Linked DNA regions of Mus musculus: region 1 is linked to region 2. Evidence: chromatin contacts called from ENCODE Hi-C or POLR2A ChIA-PET data. All regions are on one chromosome and are shown on one strand. Each heading gives the region's core, a stretch centred on a gene start or an enhancer-like site at or near the end of the contact. The rest is flanking DNA. Distances are from core to core; before and after follow the strand shown. Region 1 holds the start of Tmem128 (transmembrane protein 128). Region 2 holds the start of Lyar (Ly1 antibody reactive clone).

The links. Hi-C counts contacts between places; a loop is a spot of excess contacts on that map. ChIA-PET counts read pairs that join two places held with the same protein, here RNA polymerase II (POLR2A).
Region 1: a map of heart shows a loop between it and region 2 (6-fold over the local background). The contact joins the promoter of Tmem128 here to the promoter of Lyar in region 2. A Hi-C loop is called at or near these places in 6 of 37 maps with a recorded cell type or tissue (T-helper 17 cell, gastrocnemius, heart and 1 more). POLR2A ChIA-PET finds 5 or more read pairs at or near these places in 2 of 5 experiments (Patski and embryonic stem cell).

What each region holds. Positions count from the first base shown.
Region 1 is chr5:38,257,912-38,261,915 of GRCm38, forward strand. Tmem128 (transmembrane protein 128) reads left to right here and starts at 2,274. Exons shown (of 5, transcript NM_025480.4): 1 at 2,274-2,581. The coding sequence starts at 2,491.
Region 2 is chr5:38,218,555-38,222,707 of GRCm38, forward strand. It overlaps Lyar (Ly1 antibody reactive clone), which reads left to right and starts at 1,928. Exons shown (of 9, transcript NM_025281.3): 1 at 1,928-2,081. Zbtb49 (zinc finger and BTB domain containing 49) reads right to left here and starts at 1,900. Exons shown (of 8, transcript NM_029162.3): 1 at 1,769-1,900.

The DNA.
Region 1 (4,004 bases), core at 1,024-3,523, 40 kb after region 2:
AATTCATTTTCTCCCACAGGTAATCAACATTGAAAATGAAAATTTCTTTGTTGGTTGTAGCCTGTATCGCATATCTGTAATTAAGGTGTCACAATGAATACACTGAAGAACCCAGGAGATGGGCCTCAGCAAAGAAGATGTCATTAAATATTGGACTGGTTCCAATCAGCTTTTAAGTATCATCAATATGGTGTAAAGGCAGTACCGTTAAAAATACCAGGGGAAATACCTGGAAGGATTTCAGATCTAAACACAAAGTCTTCGGAAACACCACAGGGGAAACTTGACCTGACCCAAATATACCACATATGGAAACTCCAGAACGGCTGTGACTCTCTTGGGAATATCCAGTTTCAAGGGAGACCCAGCAGTGACCCTTCTTAGCTGATGGGACAAACTGACTTTTCTGTTAACAAGACTTTCTAACTTTGTACAGGGGGGAAAAGAGGAGGACAGAGAAGAGCTGAATCTGGTTCTTTAGGATCCTGGAAAGAAAAGGAAACCAGGAAAAGGGAGTTATTGTTTAGAAAGGCCATCCGAGCTGCTCAGCCATTACTCTTTGCCTCAAGGGATGCAGGAAAGCTAAAGTAACAACAGAAACAAATTCAGAGAAACTCAACCCCTTTCCTATTTCTTCATCAGCCCCCACACCATATGGAAGAGCGCTCAGATTTTCCTGCCGGGATGTGATGCTGTATTCAGCCCACCTCTCTGCCTTCCTTACATCCCCTGGCAGAACACACCAGTTCTCTTCCATACTCCCCACATCCCACAGGCAGATTTCCATTATGGCACCAGACTGACATTATCTCCGCCATTACATCCCTACCTCGTCCTCAGCATTTACTCTAAGTAGCTAGTCAGAAAATGTTGCTCTGCTCGAATTAATGAAACACGCCTCGACATTTCAAGCAGCACTGTCTTCTCTTCTATATCTGAGGTCAGGTTTGAACCAGGAGCACTTCAAGAGCAGGGTCAGTTCTTACTCATCTTGTCTCCATTGTCCGGCCTCAGGCATGGCAGTTCATAGTGAATAGCAGGTGCAATACACGCTTGACTGGTTAAGCACAAACTTTCTCAGCTCATGACTCACTAGGGAAAGAGTAGGAGAATAAACAATAGGACTCTTGATAGAAGAATAAGTTGTGATCCAGTGAAATGCAGATTATGGGCACTGGGTGGTGGGAACAATTGGCTGGAAAAGAAGGCTGGTTCCCACAGTCCAGAGAGGGCTATTTTTCACAAGCCGAGAGAAGAGGGCTCACAGGATCCCTAAACCATTGGTTTTCCCTCAAGCCCAACAAACCAGATATAGAGATGGATATAATGTCTATTAGGCAGAAAAGCAAATAGTCTTGGGTTCCTTCCTTGCCCAAAGCCATGCAACCTGTAAGTATTACCAGAGACAAAATGAACAGAATACCAAAGTAGTGATCACAGAAAAATAAAACAAATCAAAACAAACAACAACAACAACAACAACAAACAAACAAAAACCTTATTTACAGCAAATTGGAACAAGGGGGAATTGCTTCCAAAATGAATTCCCAGAAACTGGGGAAAGCTGCAGTTTATAAGAGGAATGCAGACTCTGGAGGCAAAAGGTGTCATCACATCTGGGAGGGAGTTTCCTGCAGAGTTAGTCAGATTGCATGCTCTTTCACTCATCCAAGCTATGAAAGTGAAAAATTGAGGACCTTGAGGCAGTATCATCTGCCTCAGAGTTATACTTCTGAACAACCTTAAAAGTGAGGAAAAACAAGCCGGGTATGGTGGCTCACGCCTTTAATCCCAGCACTCGGGAGGCAGAGGCAGGTGGATTTCTGAGTTCGAGGCCAGCCTGGTCTACAAAGTGAGTTCCAGGACAGCCAGGACTATACAGAGAAACCCTGTCTCGAAAAACCAAAAATAAATAAATAAATAAATAAATAAAAATGAGGAAGAACAGCTCATTATTGGGGCTCAGAATGCTGAATATGAACCCTGTCACTTTCCTGCTTTCTGGTAAACTGACAGGGATGTTGGGGGAGTGCAATTTCTTTTAATCTCAGAGGTCGTTTCCCCCTAATCTGGCGGTTCTTTGCTGTCCCTGGGACTGCCTACAACTCATCCCAGACTAGCGGTGGAACCCCTACAGAGCTGGAGTAACCGGGAGACTGGGGCTTGGAAGTTTAGCCTTGGATAGAAGGTTATTTTCTACGTTTAGGCGCTGGAAACTGGATGTTCTCAGGACCGCGCAGCCAGAGGCAACGCTAACCTTGGTCCTTTAGAGCTTCCATAGATAGTAATAATACAGGGACCCACTGCTCCTGAGACCAGAGATCCGTATTTTAAAGTTCAAGTGCTTCTTGGTGATTTAGTGCGGTTTCTTCGCCCACTAAAACCGCCAAGGTAATACAGTTTTATTCCGAGCGTCCGGAGATTCCGCCCTTGGACCTGGCGCCGGAAGTGCTGCGTGCGGTCACTTCCGTCGCACTGGCGGGCGCCAAGATGGACGCTCCGTGGGCTCGGGAGCAGCTACGGCGGCGTTACCTGTTTCCTTCCGAAGTAGAGCTGGACTGCGAGGACGAGGCCAAGCCGGGTGAGGCTCCCCAGACTCTGGGGCCCAGAGTGGGGCCGCGAGTCGGTGTCCAGGGTCCTGACAGGTCTTTCAACCATCCCATCCTCCCCTGAGCCGTATTTCCGCATTCCGTGGAGAGTCGACTTAATGCCGGCTTGGAAACCCCCTTTAAAACTAAAACCAAAACCGACCACTTCAGCTTTGCCCCAATGTAATACGGTACGGATGTATGTACTTAGCTGCCTGTCAGCAGAAAGCTAGCAAAAATCAGTTTGGATTAGATGTATCTCTGCCTGGACATCAGATAGACTTTTCTGTATCCCTGTGGGCCGTTTTCAGAAGGTATCTCAGAACAATATTTATGACATGTCACCATTTGGGTACGAACTACACTCCATTATGTGTTTTTGCCTGTAGATGCACAGAATAAAAAGCAATTTCATAGGAACGAATCATGCTAGCTTCCTATAGGCTAGAGAACGGTAAGGATGAGATACACTTTATTTTAGAGCTGTTTGACCTGGATATTGTAAGAACTTTATTTGTTAGCTTTTCAAAATAAACACTGGCAGTTTGTGTGCATTTTGAGAATATCTTCAAGAATTTGTGTTAGTAGTAACCTCTCTACAGACTGATAGTCTAGAGACCTCACTTGGAAACCAGTAGTCCTCATACAGAGATGGCATGTCGGAATCCCTTCATTTTGTTTGCAGGGAGAGCAGTGACTCGCCTGTCAACTGTGCAGTCTATGCTGTCTTCCGGGGCTACAGCTCTGGTGTGTTACTCCATGTTGGAGCTACCCCAAAAGCTGATGTCTGTTTAAAATATTTTGGTATAAATTTTATTGTATTTGGCGTTTTCCTTTTATTAGTGTATGCGCACTCATTAATTGGTACACGTGCTTTTGGAGGCCAGAGATTGCGCATCTTGCTCTTTTGGTCTCCACATTTTTTTTGAGACTAGATGTCCCTTGGCCCCTGGATCCACCTGTCTCTGTGGATGCTGGGGATGAACTCAGGTTCTCATGTTTGTGCAGCAACCATGTTACCTGCTGAACCCTCTCATTCCCCTGCTTTTGACATTTTACTTAGTTAACATAATTAATTACTTCCCTAGAGGAAATGTGAAATAAAGTGTGTGCTATACCATACTTCTGGATGGCATTGCTGTAGCTAGAAGATTATGAAATGCGATTCCAAGATTCATTTTTCAGCAATAACCAGTAATATTGAGCATATTTTCTAGTGAGTACCTATTAACTATTTCAGCAAATGTAAATCTACCATTTTTGTTATTTGTTTGGTAGGTTCTTGGCATAGAACTCAAGACTTCATGCATACTCAAGATATATTCTACCACTGGGTGACGCCTCTGCCCCTATATATACACGTATCCTGATGCTCTGACAGAAGGAGCTCCCACCTTAGTGGGAGGGATTCTGGTT
Region 2 (4,153 bases), core at 678-3,177:
GCTGATCGGATTTTATTCTTACCGCACTGTGACTGTTTCCCCCTACTTGCTGTAACTCCTGTGGGGACCCTCCCACACTAAATTATAGTTTGGATATGAAGTATTTCCAAAAAGATGATAAGAGTTCAAGACTTAGTCCTCAGTGCAGGAGGAGAGTTCAAATGCGAGGCTCACAAGGGCGTGATTTTCCTCACTAGGATGAACCACTGACAAGTTCACAGCTGACTGAACTATTAGGGGGCTCAGCCTAGCCGGCAAACGCAACCGTCTTTACATGGTAAAGACATGGCTCACATCTCCTTCGCTGATTGCTATAGCTCTGACACCTGCAAGTGTCTGGCGCCTCACAGGTGCTCAGCATGTAGTTTGAGAATAGAGCGACCCTGTGGAACTAGAGAACTGTACGGTTCCTTCTAGTTCTGTAAGCTAAAATTGAAACCAAGAATATGATAGCAGAAAGATCACTGTGAAAGACATCAAACAATGCAAATACCATGGTGAGAAAGGCAAGGAGAAGTGGGGGGTGGGGAAAAGCTTGGATGAGGTAAATGAAGGGAAGAGGAGCCCACACCAGAATTTTAACCAAAAGGCTCCCACGGCAGAGTTTGGTGGGGTAATTCTGTCAGGCAGTTAACACTGGTGGATGATTTGTGGGAGGTTTGCCCTGAAGCTGTTTATATCAAGCTTTACAGGGGTCCTTAGGCGTTGTTAACTACTGTGCCTATCTTTATGCCTTTTTCTGAATGTATGTGCAGATATATGTGCATGTTTTGTGTAGACAAGGGTGCATATGTGTGGAGGCCAGAAGCCAGCCTCAGGCATTGTTCCTCAGGAGTCGTCCACCTTGTTTTTTTTTGAGAAAGGGTCTCTTACTGAGGTGTGAGGCTCACTGATTTCAGGAATCCACCTATCGCCACCTCCCCAGTGCTGGTGTTACAAGGGCATACCACCTAATGGGCTCTTTATGCATTCCGTTGCGTTCTCCAGAACCTCAGAATTTGAATACCTGTAGCAATTACACCCTTAAGAAGGCAACTGTATTTTAAAAATTAAAAAGAGCCTCTTCGGATGGGTTCTGTGGCAGAAATGCCTGAGCTGCGATGGCACAGAGGGAAGACTGTGTGGGGATACAGCAAGAGTGACCACCAGTAAGCCAGGACAGTCCTCTAAAGCAAGCAAACCCGATGACACCACATTCATGGCCCGCCGTCCTCTAGAAGTGTGAGAAACTAAAGCTCTCTCATCTGAACCACCTCATCTGTTGTCCCTTGCTTTAGGAGCCACAGCAAACAGGAGACGTCTCTGTCACCAACAAACGCCCACGCCTGGGTTGAGGTTTCTCACAATACTGTTCATAGCCTGCTGGACGTTCATTCAGTCATTTAAGCAACAGTGCCCACTAACGTATACCAGATGCTGTCTTTCCCACAGAGGCGCGCCCAGCACCTGCCGTGGTCCCGAGGAGTAGGCGCTGCAGTAATAGCATCCTACAGATGGAACACCATGGCACCTAGGATCACGCGGTGAGTGAGGCAGGGGGCGGCTTAGGGGCCCGGGGAAATAAGCGCCTCTCCTATCTCGGGGCGACGCAGACACCAAGAGCGGCGCAGACCGCAGCAAGGGTGACTGCAGGAAGGAGGAGGCCCGGCTCCGGTGCCCGGAGCTTAGCTTTGTGCTCCGCCGAGCCCCATCACACAGCGCTGCGAGTAAGCCGCGCGCACCCTACCCGCGCCAACCCACGGGAGTCGAGTGTCCCGGGCCGCCTTACCCGCGGAGGCCGCTCTCGCCCGGCCGCCTCCCTGACACCCTTTCTCGTCGCACTCTCGGTGTCAACTGCAGGACTCCAACCGCCTCGGAACCATTCCGACAACGCCCCCTCGGCAGCTCATCGGCAACTTCCGCCGCCGTCACTTCCGTCTGGGAGGGGCGTGGCCTCTGCGCGCACGCGCGTTGGCGCGCGCCGCCGGGATTGAGTTCTGCGCGGGGTGGCTGGGCGAGCCGGTGGCGGTGCTACGCTGGGTGGCTGCCGCTCCACGTGCTCCCGGCGGCCGGTTGAGACCGTTGGCGGGGTCGGCTGACAGGTGAGAACTGCTTGGAGCCCCGGGACATGGAGGAAGGGCGATGGTGGCATGGCTGCCTTCCTTGAGGACTCGCTCGCGGGCAAAACCTAGCCTTTTGAGTTCCTGGAGATATTGCATCCCGGTTTTTAGTCCGGCACTCGGGGCCGGCCAGATGGTACGGTTAGTCCTCAGCGCACAGGGCTTATAGACCTGCTGGCTGATGGGGAGAGGGCTTTTCTCTGAGGCTCGAGAACTAGGTCCGGAGGAAGGACCTTATGGCTCCTGGAGCTCAGAGGACCAAAGACCTAAGTGCCCGCGAACCCCCAAATATCGATCTAGATACAAGCTACTTAACCTAGTGGTGCCCAGCTCCACGTCTGTCCAAAAGGGATACCAGAGAATCTAATTTAGGGTGTGTGTGAAGTTTACAGGGGTAAAAGGCTTGGCGTATAGTGGTTGCTCAGCATGTGTCAGGATTTTTCCTGCAGCAGCTACCTCCTAGGAGATAGAGGTAAGAGAGATGATAGGGGTCTATGTGCCCGAAAGCCTAGCTTCTGCCCAGCGAAGCCCAGGGATATGAAGCCTGCTCAAATTGTGTCAAGAGTTTAGTGTCTACCGTAGTGCCTAACACCTGCAAGTTATTCATATGAAGCTGTGGTGAGGAGACTTGAACTGCCTCTACCGAAGCAGGGGCATGGCTTGGATTCTTTGAGCTTCAGTGGAAACATGTGGCCCACTCATAGTCTTCCCCTGGGGTCCCAAGAGGGTGGAGATATGTGCTGTTTTTTTATCTTTTAGTGTACCTGTGATTTCTAGGAATTCTGGAAGGAGCTTGTGCCTAGTTATAGTGGGCCGACTCCCTATTTCAGAGATGGGGAGAAATTGAAGTTTAAAGGGAGCAGTTGCCTGCCTGGCCTTTAAGATGGCCTGGTTTTAGGGCAAATATTGTCTCTGTGTGTACATGAGTTAAACAAGTGATAGTCCAGTCTGTAAAGTGCTTGACACACAAGCATGAGGACATGAATTTCCATGCCCAGAACCCAGGTTAAAAAGCAAGATGTGGTGACAGAACCCTGTGGCTCTCTATCCAGCTCGCTTAATAAACTCCCAGTGAGAGAGAGAGAGAGAGAGAGAGAGAGAGAGAGAGACAAGGTAGGGGGCTGGAGGCATGGCTCAGGGATTAAGAGTATTTGCTGTTCTTCCAGGGGACCTGAGTTCAGTTCTCAGCACCCAGAATCTAAGAGATCTATATTAGTCGGGGTTCTCTAGAATCACAGAACTTGTGGGATATCTACATATTAGGGGAATTTATTGTAATGACTTTTATAGTCTATAATCCAACTAACCTAACAATGTTAGCTATGAATGGGAAGCCCAAGAATCTAGAAGTTTCTCGGTCCCACAAGGCTGGGTGTTTTAGGTGGTCTTCTGTATATGCTGGAATCCTGAAGAAGTAGGTTCCAAGAGATGTGCTGGCAAGTAAGTGCAAGCAGGAGAAGAAGAGTGAGTCTTCCTTCTTCCAGTGTCCTTATGTGGGCCTCCAGCAGACGGAGTGCCCCAGATTAAAGGTGTGTACCACCGTGCCTGGATTTGGAACTTGCTCTGTCTGTCCCAGACTGGCCTTGAACTCAGAGATCTGCTTGCCTCAGTCTTCCTGGGTTTAAAGGTGTGCTACCTTGCCTGGGCCACTGTGCCTCAAGATGTCCATGTCAAAATCCAGGTCAGAAGCCTGTTTCTTCTGGATCATAGGTGTGCCCTCCATTTCTGTATTGTAGTTCATTCCAGATGTAGTCAAGTTGACAACCAGGACTAATCATCACAAGATCTGACGCTGCCTTCTGACCTCTAGGAGTATGGGCACACACTTAGAGGCTCAACGCTTATAATAAAATAAGTCTTTAGAAAAGGGAAGGTGGGCAACTCCTGAATTAGACCTCTGGCCTCCCCAAGTTGCTCTTGGTTTTAGTGTTTAATGGGAACCTAACAGGGCATTGCTGTCTTCGCTTAGCCCAGGATTCTGTCTCGTAGTCTGTGGCCTTTACACTTCTGATGCTCATAAGCCTGGCCTGAGACTTGAACCTCGCTGCATGGCC